Regions from separate parts of the Homo sapiens genome. Here region 2 is linked to region 1. The links are chromatin loops, found by intact Hi-C in ENCODE. Cell type or tissue: chondrocyte. All regions are shown on one strand. Each heading gives the region's core, and the rest is flanking DNA. Links, peaks and the distances in the headings are about the cores only. Region 1 overlaps LOC124903159 (a long non-coding RNA gene). Region 2 has its middle 2.4 kb from the start of LINC00547.

Region 1 (2,926 bases), core at 139-2,638:
TTATATTTAAATAATAAAAATTTATATAAAACTCTTAACAGTGTTAGGCACATACAAATAATCAGTAAACCAAGTTTTTAAAAATTTCTTCTTAATTCTTAGGTACTGTGAGAATAAAACATGACTACTTCCATTCCTTTCATTAAATTACTTTATAAGGCATTATGTCATCTGCACTGTAGAGAAGAAAAGAATGAAAGTAAGAAGCAGTCAAGAACTTTTTTAGGCAGGGCACAGTGGCTCATACCTGTAATCCCAGCACTTTGGGAGACCGAGGCGGGTGGATCACCTGAGGTTAAGAGTTCGTGACCAGCCTAGCCAACATGGTGAAACCCCCGTCTGTACTAAAAATACAAATTTAGCCGGGCGTGGTGGTGCATACCTGTAATCCCAGCTACTTGGGAGGCTGAAGCAGGAGAATTGCTAGAACCAACCTGCGAGGCTGAGGTTGCCATGAGCCGAGAGCACGCCATTGCACTCCAGCCTGGGCAAGAAGAGCGAAACTCTGTCTCAAAAAAAAAAAAACTTTTGTAATTCTTACCTAATTATACGACCTGGAGCAAGTCCCTTCTCTTGAGTCTGAGGTTTTTCATCTGAAAAATGGCAACAGTTATAATACATGTTAGAACTTCATGAGTAGCAAATGTCATTATGTTTCTGACATACTTTGAAAACTCTAATACACTTAAGGTGAGCAACGATAAAATAGCTGCTGTTAACTAGTGTTAATTCACACCAAAATTGTGCTGAGATCTTTACGTGTATTATCTCATTTAACCTCTTTAATCATCCTGTAACATATATATTATGAAATCTATTTATCATGAGCAAAAAAAGGACTTAGAGTTCCAAGATCACACCAGTTTGTGGCCAAGAATTCAAACCCAGATATGTTTATGTCCAAAATCAATACTGTAAAATATATTTTATGGTGCTACTAGTAATGAAGTGGTTCAGTGCATGGGAAAAATGTGCTAAGGACAGTGGATACTTTAATTTTGCCAGATCGTAGGGAATGTAGAACTGTGGAAGTCAGGACTGGAGGACAGGCTGGAGACACCATTTGGAAAGTTCTGAATGTAACGGCGAGGATTCAATTTAAATGAGGAAGATATGAGGAACTATGGAAGATTCTTATGAACATTCAAGCTGTGACTTAGAAGGGTTGAAATAGATGAATTAAATACGGGTGGGGAAAAAAAGCAGAGAGATGACTAAGAAGCTGTTTCAGCATTCTGCTATGGACCAGAACTAGGGCGCCGGTCATGGGAATGCTGCACAGTGAGTCTGTGTCTAGGAATGTTCTAGTGCTCACATGCCACTTATTAAGGATGTGTTCAGGAGGAACTTGTTGATGTGCCACTTTAACACTTTAAGGCAACCCTCCCATATCAGCAGCAGGGCACCAAAGGCATACTCCCATCAGTATTCTGGGTTTGCATGAGTTCCTTCTGAGCCAGACTTTTGCCACATTATCCCTACTTGTGACTTATCTCTTATTTCCTCTTGCTTGCTTCAAACCCATCTCTGATTTTGGCACCTTTAGTTTTCTTGGCTTTTGACCTCTGTTTTGCAAAATGTAGGTTTTGTTATTATTATGCAGGTGACCAGATTAGGAGATGGTTGCCATTGAAAAGGTAGTTTGTTACTCACAGTTCCAGGAGGAAGGGGTACACCATGCCACACCTGGCCACCCTGGGGAAGCGCTGGCATCAGGAGGCAGAGGGAGTGAGGGGAAAATGTGGACAAAAGTCTTTATTATGGTTTCCACAGGAAGTGACTGGCAAGGAAGGGCAAACAGGTTTGGTATTGATGAGTTCGAGTAATTTCAGCACGCTATGGGATCTAGGGGCTGTCCCTAGTTGTCTGGTATCTGGGTCTGGGGTGAGTAGGGCAGGCGGGTAGTGGTCCTCAGTGTAAAGGACTAATAAAGAAGGTGGTTGAGATGTGGGCTCTGGATTGGTTACTTGGTATATGAAAGGTGCACTCATAAGCTAGTCTTTTACTATCTCTAAGAATTAACTAGGGTCAGTCTTTCCAGAGTCTGCAAGTCTCCAAGATGTCAAAGCATCAAATATAAAGAAACTAGAAAATGTGGTTATTATATTTTGACCCACTGTTTTTATTCCTAGCTTATAATCAATAGTTTTCTTCTTGACTCATCAAAATCAGACCTACTTACAGATATTTTCTGAGCTTTCTTACTTAGCCAAAGGCATTCATTCTCGTGCATGAGGAGGTGGGGCAAGGCCGTTCCCATAAACAAAGTCCCACATGATGGTAATGGCTACATACCTAGGTCTAAAGTGGTCCAGACAGTGAGAAAAAGAACTTACATGTTTCAGAATGCTGTGACATGACCTGTATGATATGTGGCACTGATCAGTAGTTACCATCAGTGTATGCTGCATTAGAAATCAGGAGAATTGAGCCTACTATCTATGTTGACACTAACTATCTATGTGACTTTAAATCATTTTGCTTCATTGGTTTTCAGTTTTGTCTTTTGTAAAGAAAGAATTGGATTAGGTACTTCTGCAGCTCTTCTAGCTTCAGTATTCTATGATGCTAGCCCATGAAATACATATGCTGCAGTACTTAAATGGATTTCTTTTCATTTCTAACTTGATATGCCAACTAGACAGTCTCTTTTAGCTTTTAGCTGAAAATGTTCTATTATATCCCTCATTCTTCCCTTCAAAAAGAGTACAATGTTAGGGAATTTATTACACTTAACATAACATGTGTTTATGGTTCAGTATGAGAACCCACTATTTTTTCCTCTGCTAAGGTTGGATAAAAAACAGCAGCCTAATCAGTGATTATGAACTCTGAGCTCAGCTTTCCATTTACAAACAGTGAGGCTGAAAGCTATAAACATTCTTACTTCTGCCTGGGAAGAGTTGAATGTTCCAGCAAATGTACA
Region 2 (2,926 bases), core at 153-2,652, 86 kb after region 1:
AATATTGTGAAATGTAAAGTTTTCCATTTCAGTTATTCTTTCAAGTCCTGAATACCAGTGAAACTATTGAGATAAGCTGGTCTGAAGGATGCCGTGAGAAGCTGACTCACCAAAGAATGTAGTTTCCACATGCTGAAGATTTTATCCCCCTTACCCTGACTGATCAATGAACCCGATTTTCCAGCCTCTCACTCTACACAATCCCCTTAAAAATCTGACCCCAGAACTCCTCAGGGACATGGAGTTGAGGATCTCCTCCCATTTCCTTGCTTAGTTGCCCTTGGATACCTAAACTCTTTCTCTGCTGTAAACTCTGCTGTCTCAGTGTATTGGTATGTTACTACACAGCAGACATAGGAAATTGTTGGTCCTGTAATAATTGGGTGCATGAGAAGACAAGATTAGTAAAGTGGAAAAGTGAACAATAAAACATAACCGAATATAAGCAGAGAGAGTAAAAAGCATGGAAACCACAGAGCAGAGCTAAAATATCAGACATTACATTATTCTACTATTAGAATAATGTAACATACATCTTACTGATGTGCCAGGAAAAAAAGAGAGAATAAATCATAAATAACATTGAGGAGTAAACATCCAAGAATTTCTCCAAACCATTGAAAGATATCGACCTTTATATCCAAAGCTCTGGAAACCCAGAGTATTTAAACAAGATAACCACACCTGCATATAAAGTGATTAAATCAATGAAAACCAAAGGCTGAGAAAAATCTTAAAAGCAGTCTGAAGGCAAGATGTATTTCTATTAAAGAAACAAAAATTATTAATTTCTCAAGAGAAACATTGAAAACCAGAAGATAATATAATGACATTGCTAGGTGTTGAAAGAAAATAATTACCAAATTATAATTTAATATACTGTGAAGTTATCTTTCAAAACTGTAGGTGAAATAAAGCATTTTCAGACAAACAAAAATGAAGAGAGTTTATCAGCATTCAGCTTGAACTAAAAAAAATAAATGAAGGGATATTTTTAGGCAAAAAAAAAATGTTCAAAACACAGAAGAGCGGGAGAGAATAAAGAAAAAATGAGAGTAAATTCCTGTAATCCCAGCACTTTGGGAGTCTGAGGCAGGCAGATCCCCTGAGGTCAGGAGTTCGAGATCAGCCTGGCCAACATGGTGAAACCCCATCTCTACTAAAAATACAAAAATTAATTGGGCATGGTAGCACACACCTGTAGTCCCAGCTATTTGGGAGGCTGAGACAGGAGAATGACTTGAACCTGGGAGGCAGATGTTGCAGTGAGCAGAGATCACGCCACTGCACTCCTGCCTGGGTGACAGAGCAAGACTCCATCTCAAAAAAAAAAAAAAAGTAAATACGTTGGTTGATATAAATGAATATTAACTATAAAATATTACTGTTATGCCTAAATTATATGTAGAATTTAAATGACTGACAACTATATTGCAAGAGGTCAAAGTTTGGGAAAATAAGGCTTACAGCTTCTAAGTTTTTAGCTGTTTCAAGAAATTGGCAGCTTTCTTTGCCATTATCTCTGTGATTCTTCTAAATACCCATTACTGTTTTCTGACAGTCTGCCCAATGCCTTTTACGTGACAATAGATGACTCTTAACCCCATTCCAATAGATGAACTTGCTTTCTATTAACAAAGATTATTTTGCTGCTTCCACTTTTATAGCTACAATTAAATTGCAGACTATGTATAGTTTGAATATGTCCCCAAAAAGCATGCATTGGAAACTTAATCCCTAATGCAACAGTGTTAAGAGTTAGGGCCTACTGAGAAACAATTATGTCAGGAGGCCAGAATGAATGGATTAAGGCCATTATTGCAAGAGTGAGTTTGTTATAAAAAGGGGGAGTTCAATCTCTTTTGGCTTTCTCTCTTGCCCTATCTTTGCCTTTGCACCATGAGATGATACAGCAAGAAAGTCTTCGCAAAATGCCAACACCTTTTTATTGAACTTCCCAGCTTCCAGAACTGTGAAGCAATACATTTTTTTCATTATAAATTACTCAGCCTGTGGTCTTCTGTTATAGTTGCAAAAAACAGACTAAGACAGATTATTACCAAAAAAATCTGTTTTTCTTCAGAAATGGAATATGGTAGAGATGCATTATTTATACTGCAGTAACTTATGATGTGCCATTGCATTGTAAACTCTTAGCGGGTTCTTTTTCTTTATTCTGTATTAAAGCCAGACACTTCCTCAATTGGTATTGGCTTTCTTGATATAGTTTCTAGACTTTTTGCTTTTTGTCTTTCTCATGTGTGTATTATGAAAACATCGATGGCTATCGATATAGTCTTTCACATCTTCTCAAGGTTTGGCTTAAGTATACTAGTTCATATCCTCTGAAACTTGAAAGTGGTTAATTTGTAACCCTGTACAGATAGTATCAACTAATGTTTAGATTGTCTTGATCCCAAAGCAAAGATCTCAGAATGGAATGGCTTTTTTTAAAATGGTTCATTTAATTTGTGGATGTTCAAAAGCAATATGGTTATTTTTTCAGATAACTGAAAAAGGGATTCAAACCTGTCTACATGTTGTCCTTGCATACTGAAAAAAAAAAACAAACCACGGTTAGAAAACACTTTGCAGAACTTACCCAATAGTTATTTATAGGGAGATCAATGTGCTATTTTCTAATGCATTTTCTTCTGCTTTTTGTTTTTCACTCTTTTTTCTTGCTCTTTTAGTACCAATGAAACAGAAAACTGGATTTAGTCTCGACTTTTTAATATAATTATTCCAATTGTCCATTTTACTTCATTAAGTGTCACAGATAAAGATGTAGTATAATTTTGATCAAAAAAATAGGATTTAAAAAAACCAGGGTGTTTGAATAACTTAGTTTAAAAGTGCTTGTGTTTGCCTAAATATTCCAAATGAAGATCTTACATGTCTCAAATAAGCCTGACCATAAATAATG

What was found. Peaks named below come from ENCODE experiments on the same cell type or tissue, not always from the same donor. Only the 100,000 strongest peaks of a DNase experiment are listed, where the experiment ranks them.
Region 2: it touches region 1 in a loop (2.0-fold over the local background); 1 of 110 quality-filtered maps calls a loop at or near these places.

Annotation. Positions count from the first base shown.
Region 1 is chr13:37,445,412-37,448,337 of GRCh38, forward strand. The region is part of intron 2 of LOC124903159 (a long non-coding RNA gene); the gene reads left to right. Among named protein-coding and RNA genes, the nearest start is that of LINC01048, 38 kb to the right of the region's middle. In chondrocyte, for the core only: no CTCF peak of the experiment used is centred there; a DNase peak (open chromatin) is centred at 1,278.
Region 2 is chr13:37,531,108-37,534,033 of GRCh38, forward strand. No RefSeq gene overlaps it. Among named protein-coding and RNA genes, the nearest start is that of LINC00547, 2.4 kb to the right of the region's middle. In chondrocyte, for the core only: no CTCF peak of the experiment used is centred there; no DNase peak of the experiment used is centred there.